Regions from separate parts of the Homo sapiens genome. Here region 2 is linked to region 1. Evidence: chromatin contacts called from ENCODE POLR2A ChIA-PET data. All regions are on one chromosome and are shown on one strand. The core of a region is the stretch at or near the end of the contact, and the rest is flanking DNA. Distances in the headings are between cores, read along the strand shown. Region 1 holds the start of VPS26A (VPS26 retromer complex component A). Region 2 overlaps COL13A1 (collagen type XIII alpha 1 chain).

Region 1 (3,918 bases), core at 912-3,411:
TCAGCTGGTGAAACACTGTACTGCTCACAATCTAGCTCTAACATTCTGGCTTGCTGAATAGATTGATAGGTAGGCAGACAGACAAATAACTAGCTCAACAATTCTGTTGCTTCTTGTATTTATTATGATAGCACAATTATTGATTGGGTTTTGATCAGTAGAATAAATAATTAGTACAAATTGGTTTCTAGTGTGACTTTCTTTGCCACCTCTTATTTATACCTGGCTTCGCTAGTATTTCTTTGCCTGTGTGGCATTTTCATCTATTCTCTTTGTTATGTTGATATTTAAGTCCCAGAAAAGAGTGGGTAGGAACCAGAGTAGCTCTCAAGGTGACAGGCAAATCTTCTAAGTGAAAAAAACCATTTTTCACTTTTATTAATTAAAGATTTGCATTGTTTTTGCTGCTTTCTTTTCACAGTTCAAACAGACAACAATATCAGTGTTACTATAGTTATTTATTTTTTTTGAGATGGAGTCTCGCTCTGTCACCAGGCTGGAGTGCAGTGGCGCAATCTTGGCTCACTGCAATCTCTGCCTCCTAGGTTTAAGTGATCCTCCTGCCTCAGCCTACCGAGTAGCTAGGATTACAGACGTGCACCACCATGCCCCGCTGATTTTTGTATTTTTAGTAGAGACGGGGTTTCGCCATGTTGGCCAGGCTGGTCTCAAACTTCTGACCTCAAGTGATCCGTCCGCCTCGGCCTCTCAAAGTGCTGGAATTATAGACTGTGAGCCACCATGCCTGGCCCAAATATGTGCATTTAAAGCTACAAATTTTCCTTTTACACAGTGTCACTGCATTCCACAAATTTGATATGTTGTATTATTATCTTTTATTTCAAATTATTTTATTTTTATTATTTTTTATTTTTGAGACAGAGTCTTGCTCTGTCGCCCAGGCTGGAGTGCAGTGGCTCCATCTCGGGCACTGCAACCTCCGCTTCCCGGATTCAAGAGATACTCGTGTCTGACCTCAGGTGATCCACCTGCCTTGGCCTCCCAAAGTGTTGGGATTACAAGTGTGAGCCTCCGTGCCCGGCCTCAACTTATTTTTAAATTTCCATTGATCTCTTCTTTGACCTAGAGATTTGGAATTATGTTGCTTAATTTCCAATATTTCCGGAATTTTCTGGCTTGTTTGGGTTGATTTCTAATTTTAATTCTATTGCGGTTAGAGATGATACTCTGATTTCAATCCTCTTAAATTTGAGGCTCACACTGAGGATTAAGTATAAAAAAATTTTTTTTGATACCTGTTTCATGGACTCGCCTCACAAACTTCTGTTTTAAGGTGGGGTAATTATAGTGCGTTCAGGGATGGATTTTTCTTCTGCTTTGGTTATGCATAGAGTGCACTGTGGCCCTTCAACACTATACTCTGAAATCCCACACAGTATTTTCCTCATCTGGAGGTCCTATAGGCTTACACTAGGGAGGAGGATCCAGTTCAGGCCAGCGTAGTCTTCAGCTGCGCCGTGGGACTTTCGGGGGAGCGCCTTTGCCCTCTCAGAACGGCTGGGCGGAACGGTGGGTTTGTGAGCCCTCCAGGCTCAGGGTGGGTCGCTCAGGGGCCATCTGGGGACTTTGGGAAGCAATGAAAGTTGTACCCTAGGATTTTTTTCTACTGGTCTTCTCTTCAGAGGCGAGAAAGCCAAGTTAAGAAAACCCAGACTCAGAAGGAGGTGGAGCGGGACTGCGTTCAGGCAAGGTGGCAGAACGCCTCGCCGTGGACGAAGAGAGCACATCTCTTCTTGCGAGGCCTAAGGAAGTAGGGCTCCCACTCGCCTCGGCAACCCAAGGACCCAGCCAAGGAGAGAGCCTCCAGATGAATCCTTCCTCTCCTCCTTCCTTCCCAGCCGCTCAAACTTTCACAAAGAGGAACTGGGTGCGGTAAAGAGGCCGGACACGGAACCGCTCGTCCGGTGACCGAAGAGACGGCGAGGAGGAGCCCGCGAACCCGCCTCTGTTCAGGCCCCGCCCACTCGACGTAATTTGCCCGCCCCTCTCCACCCTCCGAAGGGTGGAGCCTGAGGCCCCGCCTCCAAGCGGCCTCTCCCCGGAGTGCCTGGCGGCCAGCAGGGCGGGGCAGGAGGCTGGGAGAGGGACGGGTGCGGGGGTGGGGGAGAGGAAGGGAGCGGTCACGTGTGAGGGGCGGCCCGAGGTCACGTGACGGAGCGCCGGAGCGGAGGGAGCCGGGGCTGGGAGTTCTCCTGAGGGAAGAGGAGTGGAGTAGGGGGGACGCGGCGGCGGCGTTGACAATGGTGAGTGCGCGGCGGCCAGCGCGCTCGCCTCCCGCCCTCGTCCCGGAGCGCGCGGCGGGCCGGCCAACCGCGGGCCGGGCGTCGCCGGAGGAGGGGACGGGGGAGCAGGGCGGGGAGCGGGGTTAGGCCTGTCGGGCCACCCCTGGGTCTGGGAAAAGCTGGCGGCGCCACCTCTTCCCGGTCTCGGCGAGGCCCGAGCACCTACGGGCGGCGGCGTGCTCTCCTGGCCATGTCGGAGCCTCTGCCCGCGTTCTTCGACTGCTTGTTGGGGCTCTGGCTGGGGACTCGGACCCCGCCTCTGCGGGGGCTGGTCGCCGCCTCCCCTTCCTAGGTAGCCAGTCCCTGTTCTCCTCCCGGGCAGCCTCTCTTCCATCCAGGTGGGGCGACCCGGGAGCCCCCCACCTCCGGACTCTTCGGGGGACTTGGGCACTCAGTGTGTCACGAACTTGATAAACTCTGATATTTTAAAACCTGACTATGGTGACATTCTTTGATTTCATGACCCCAGTTCAGGCTTTCTGTTGACACTTGTAAAATGGGAGAGAAAAATAAAAGGACGTTGGAATGGGGGATATCTTTAACTCCAGAGACACCCGTTTGGTGCCCGCCGTTTTAAGCATTGGCTCTCATTTCCGTCCGCAAGCTATTTCGCTGAACTTAACGCTCTGGGTTGTTGAAACGGCCTATGAGGCAGAGGAGGGAGGGGAATCAGTGCTCTCACCACAGTCCGCGGAAGCACTAGCCTGGGCATTGTGGTATTTAGCTGGGTGTCGGCAGTCTCTAGGTTAGATCTCATTTTACCCATTTTCTGGTAGTAGTCGTCAGTTCTCTTCATTTAGCGCCTACTGTATGCTCTCCTAATACTACCTGCTCTTCCCAAAGCTCACTGATTCAATAGACTGCTTGAGACTTTTGGCTTAAAAGGCCGAGCCAGGTATATTTTTAAAAAGCTACTTTGAATAAATAACTTTTAATTTCAGTAATGATGTTGCTTTCAAAACAAAACAAAACAAAATCCAGACATTCATGTTCATTCTTAGAGCTTTTTTTCTTTCATTCAACAAATAATTGCTCAGGTGTGCCTAGGGGACCCCAGTAAAATGGAAACAGCGCCTACCTGCTCTCGTAGCTTACAATGTAGGGAGAGATAAACATTTATTTGTGTAAATTATTTGTTTAACGTGGAAATTAGAATTGTGACAGATACTAAGAAGGAAGTATTGGGGGACCTTGCCTAGTCAGTGTTAGGGCAGGCTTCTTTAATTGAATATCATTTGAAAAGAAAACTTAAAAGGTCCTCCTATTTTTTGCTTACATTTGTAATTATTACTTTTAATACGCTTTTTTGAATTATGTTCAAGAGCAGTTTATATTTTCAAGTTACCCAAACAGAAACTAAATTGTAAAACTTTAAAACACTGAAATGGTCACAGATGTAATATATGTATGAAAATTTGCTGTTTCATTGCTTGTGTATGGGCTAAGTGAATGAATTTTGAGAGTCAGCCTTCCACCTCAGAAATGCAATGAGTTGCATTTCTTTACATCCACTGGACTTAGTGAAATTCCTTCAGTGGGGACTAAAAAGTTGCCTTTTTATGTATCTACCATGTATTTTTGCTAATTGGTAATGCTCAATATTGGGTTCAGAAAT
Region 2 (4,239 bases), core at 33-2,532, 840 kb after region 1:
TTGAAAATGCCAGAAGTATGATGCATCTTACAGATTATTAAAAAAGAAAGAAAAACCTGCATATTTTGTACAGAAAATATCAACCTCTTCCCTTTTGTTTACAAGATGTTTTGTATAAGCCTATGTCTCTAATACATTTTTTGTTTGGTCGTAATGTCTGCATGATATTTGTGCACATTTATTAAGTATCGAAGCTTAATAAATTATTGTGTCCTGGTGCCAAAGGGGGCCAGCCAGAACTGAGGTGCTGGCTAGCTCATGTGTGAATTCACATAAATGTAGAGGTCCATGATATTTGCTAAGCTAGGTGTGTCTAAGAGTATTTTAAACCCTTATGGATTTTCATTATTAAAGGAAATGAAACATGGCAATTCATGATCCTGATTAATCATTATATTAAATACATTCTCTCCTGTGAAAGCAGGAATTCCCAGAAGTAGGGGTCCTCAGAAGTGTGGAGTAAGGTTTTGAAATGTGAGGTTCAACAAAGGGAGGGAAGGGAACTTTATCGAGCAATGTATGTTGTTACAGATCCCAAGTTTATCACAGTGCTTGCTGTGTGAGCATTTAGGTTCAGTTGTGCTAAGGGCACCCAGGGTTTCAAAGGAGCCATTTGCTCTTGCTGTTGGGTTATGGTAGGTTTTTGCTTGTTTGTTTTGCTTTGTTTTGTTTTGAGCTACAGTCCCTAGTACCAGCTATTGCTAATCACAGCTGTTGACTTGATATGAGTTTGTGGGTTCACTCACAACTAGCAGTTGAAGGAGCTTTGCCTCATCTGCTGTTCCACTCCAGCAAAGAGCATTCAGAAACATGCCTAGATCTGGGCTTGGGCTGGGCCAATCTGAAGTTGTTTTTATTTTTTTAAGAAATAATGTTGTATTGCTTTCCATATTTAGTGCATTGCTTAGAAAAGGTCTCAGGAAACCGGTTTTAATGACCAGTTAAGTCTTACCTGTGGTGTAGCATACAGGTTTATCGTTAGCTGTTTGACAACATAAATTCATGCTTCTAAAAGCTTGAAAACAACAAATTACTCCAGTACTTTACATACATCCCCATCTGGTTTACATTTTGCATTTTCTTTACACATCCTTTCTTCCTAGACAACGCAAAGGGAAATTTAACTTCAGACTCTGTCCACATGCTGTCACACAAAACTCTAAATTAGTGGGCTTCACAGTCATTAGACCCCTGCCATGTGTGGGGATGAGGTCACACTCACAAGCGCTCATGGTAATGAAATCACACGCAGCTCAGACCCAAAACGTCTATACCAACATTCTTACTCTAAATGTCACTAGCTTAGCTTAGAACTTGGACAACTTCCTCTTCTAAGTCTTGGGTTCCTCATTTGAAAAGTGAAGCAAGTCTGGGCAACATAATGAGACGCTCATCTCTACAAAAACATTTTTCAAAATTTAGCTGAGTGTGGTGACACTCGCCTGTAGTCCCAGCTACTCCGGAGGCTGAGGTGGGAAGATTGCTTGAGCCCAGGAGTTTCAGGCTGCAGTGAGCTATGATCGCACCGCTGCACTCCAGCCTGGGCAACAGAGTGAGACCCTGCCTTAAAAGAAAAAAAAGGAAAAAAAAAAAAAAAAGGAAGGAAAGAAAAAAGAAAAGTGAAGCCATGCAGTAGTGAACAAGAGTTGATCTCTGTGGACACAAAGAGGGTTCATCTGAACCCAGGGATGTTTCTTGCCCTGGGCCGGATTCTCATGGCCCTGTAGCCCAGGGACAACTTCTCCAGCAGCCACGGAGTACTTTTAGAGGCCACAAAAATATCTTAATTTTTCACCTTTTTAAATTTAGAAAAAAAAAATGAATATATAACAATGAATCCAGCCAGGATTGTTTTTGTCTTTCTACCAGCACAATTGTAAAATATAATTTTTTGTATTTTTTTAATGGAGGAAGGCAAAACTGCCCAGGGCCCCCAAAAGTCATAACGCAGCCCAGCCCACATCCTCTGCCCCTTAGAATTCACAGTCACCCTAGCTGCGGGTGTCCCCACCTCCAGGCCACACTCCTCCCCTCCCAGGCGAGGGCCCAGGCAATCAGGGTGTGACCCCGTTCTGACCCCCTCCCCTTCAGGCTCTGGCCAGGGCAATCACAGCTCACTGATGATCTCAGGATAGAGTAGAACATTCACTGGAACCCAGAAAGGGGAGAGTCAGTGTTAGCTGAATATCCTGGGTAAATGGGCAAAGAAACCTCTTTTGTTCCAGTCCTGGGGTTATTCATTTACTTATGACACTTTACCTACTGCCACAAAGGATTCAAAGTCACAAGAATCTATGTAATAAAATAGAAATGTGTGTAAAGAGAAGTTTAAAAGTCAGAGTCAAGGAAAACAAGTAGAGAGGAGACAGCTGTGGCTGGGAAGCCCAGGGGATGGGGAAGGTCCTTGCCGTAACTGAGGCAGGGTCACACACATCACTTCAGGCCACCTAGTGGTCACAGAAAAAAAAAAGGCTGGGCCTGGTTTCGGAGCCCACACTGCCCTGCCCAGTGGGTTGCAGCCCCCCGAGGTTTAGCCCCGTGTGTGTAAACACATTGTCTCCCCACACGGTTGTTGCTGCCATAGTACTCAGCCAGGACCCCACCCTATCACTGGACTGCACCCCGGGCTCCTGACTTCAGGCCCCTGCCCCCAAGCCTCTCCACTTGAATCTTGGCTGTGTGTCAAATGCAGTACAGGGAGATGAGAAGTAAAAAGACACGTGGTCAAAGAGTTTGCACAGTAGCTGTGAGTCCATACTAACGCCCAGCAGACCAGGACAACCAGGCGAGAAGAAACAATCCAGTGATGGAACAGGAGAAGCAGGCACATTGCAGGAGGGACCAGGGAAAGGCCAGCCCTATGGACAGGGGCCACAGAGGGCTTGCAGAGGAGAAAGACATGCTGTCTGTTTTGGGGGACTTGCGGCACCTCCTGGTGAGAACTGCCTGCCCAGGGAGCCAGAGGTGCACCCAGCCCTGCCCACTGAGCATGTTGGTGAAAGTTCTTTGTAAATTGTAAGGCACTGGGTCTTAAGGCCGTTTGTCTCCTGCAGTTCCTCTCTCATTCCAGTGCCTGTGGCTGCGTGCTCTGGCACAGCAGGACACATGCCTAGCGTTGTCCACCTGGATACCTGCAAAGAATGAGCCAGTACCCCATGGGTGACAGTGTGACCGGGTCATCTGGGCCCGAATGGTGCCTCTCCCCAAGGCTGGGGAGTTGTGGTTGTGGTCATGTGAGCCAAGGGAAGCCACATTGCTTCCCTTGCTGAGGGAAGAGGAGGCTCCTTCCACACATGCCCACCCCGCCCCATCTCCGCCCCACCCAGTGCTGGCCTCCCTTCCCCGGCCCTGCCTTCGCCTGGCAGAATGGCATAGGATGGAGCTGGGGAGGGTTGTCGTTAACCCATAAGTGGAGGAGGGCACTGGCCAGCAAGTCGAGAGACTCAGCTTCTAGTTCTTTCTCTACCATTACCTCACTGTGTGGCTTGGGCACCTTACTCCAGGTCTTAGTTTCCCCAAGCGTCAAGTGAAGAAGCTGGACATGGGTGACCTCCATAAAACTTTCCAGCTCCGACACCCTGAGGCCCTCTGGCCCCACAGGCAGGTCACCTCCTGGGAGGATTGTGGAGGCGGGAGTACTCCATGTCCCCCCCTCCACCTAGAGTTATTTGGCTGTGACAGTATTATGCATGGCATTGGTTTTGCAAAACTGTGTGTGGCATGTGTGTGCTTTGTAACCCCAAATAACAAAACTTGGAGTAGGCCTGTGCCACCCAGGAGTAGGGTGAGCGGGGTCAGCTTGCCTTAGGGCAAGAACAGCTGTAGGGGTTGTTTCTCACATTGGTGTCGACACAGAGGATGTATCAGAGAGAAAGCAATAAAGCACTGGCCACCTGACACACGCGGGAATCCCCAAGCCCCAACACACATTCAGGGACACCGCACTGGCATGGGGAGGCCCACCTCCCTCCCTCCTCTCAGGCCCACTGTGTCTCTCCCATTCACCACCCCACACACTCCCCCAGCGTGTCTCTCCCCTTGCCCTGGACTTGGACACATTTTCAGCCAGCATGAGACATCAAGCACCCAAGACTCCACATCATTGCAAAAGAAAAGAGTAGGCTCCCTGTGAGTGTTCAGAAAAAAGGACACCACATCAAGATGTGGAGCAGAGAAGGAAAGCAAGGGCAGGAGCAGCCGTTCACCTCTCAAAGGAGCAGAACTCCCAAGGGGTCGCTG

What was found. ChIA-PET counts read pairs that join two places held with the same protein, here RNA polymerase II (POLR2A).
Region 2: POLR2A ChIA-PET joins it to region 1 with 12 read pairs in OCI-LY7. The contact joins the enhancer-like site here to the promoter of VPS26A in region 1. POLR2A ChIA-PET finds 5 or more read pairs at or near these places in 3 of 52 experiments (CD4-positive, alpha-beta T cell, HEK293 and OCI-LY7).

Annotation. Positions count from the first base shown.
Region 1 is chr10:69,122,017-69,125,934 of GRCh38, forward strand. VPS26A (VPS26 retromer complex component A) reads left to right here and starts at 2,162. Exons shown (of 9, transcript NM_004896.5): 1 at 2,162-2,264. The coding sequence starts at 2,262. RefSeq lists enhancers at 1,396-1,755, 2,620-3,126 and a silencer at 2,016-2,415.
Region 2 is chr10:69,958,774-69,963,012 of GRCh38, forward strand. COL13A1 (collagen type XIII alpha 1 chain) reads left to right here. Exons shown (of 41, transcript NM_001368882.1): 41 at 1-371. The region is part of intron 2 of LOC107984242 (a long non-coding RNA gene); the gene reads right to left. Among named protein-coding and RNA genes, the nearest start is that of LINC02636, 48 kb to the right of the region's middle. RefSeq lists an enhancer at 2,565-3,065. Within about 2 kb of position 1,283, at least 2 of the 41 ENCODE cell types and tissues checked have a DNase peak (open chromatin) inside an H3K27ac peak, as active enhancers do; they include OCI-LY7, where a contact is called at or near this core.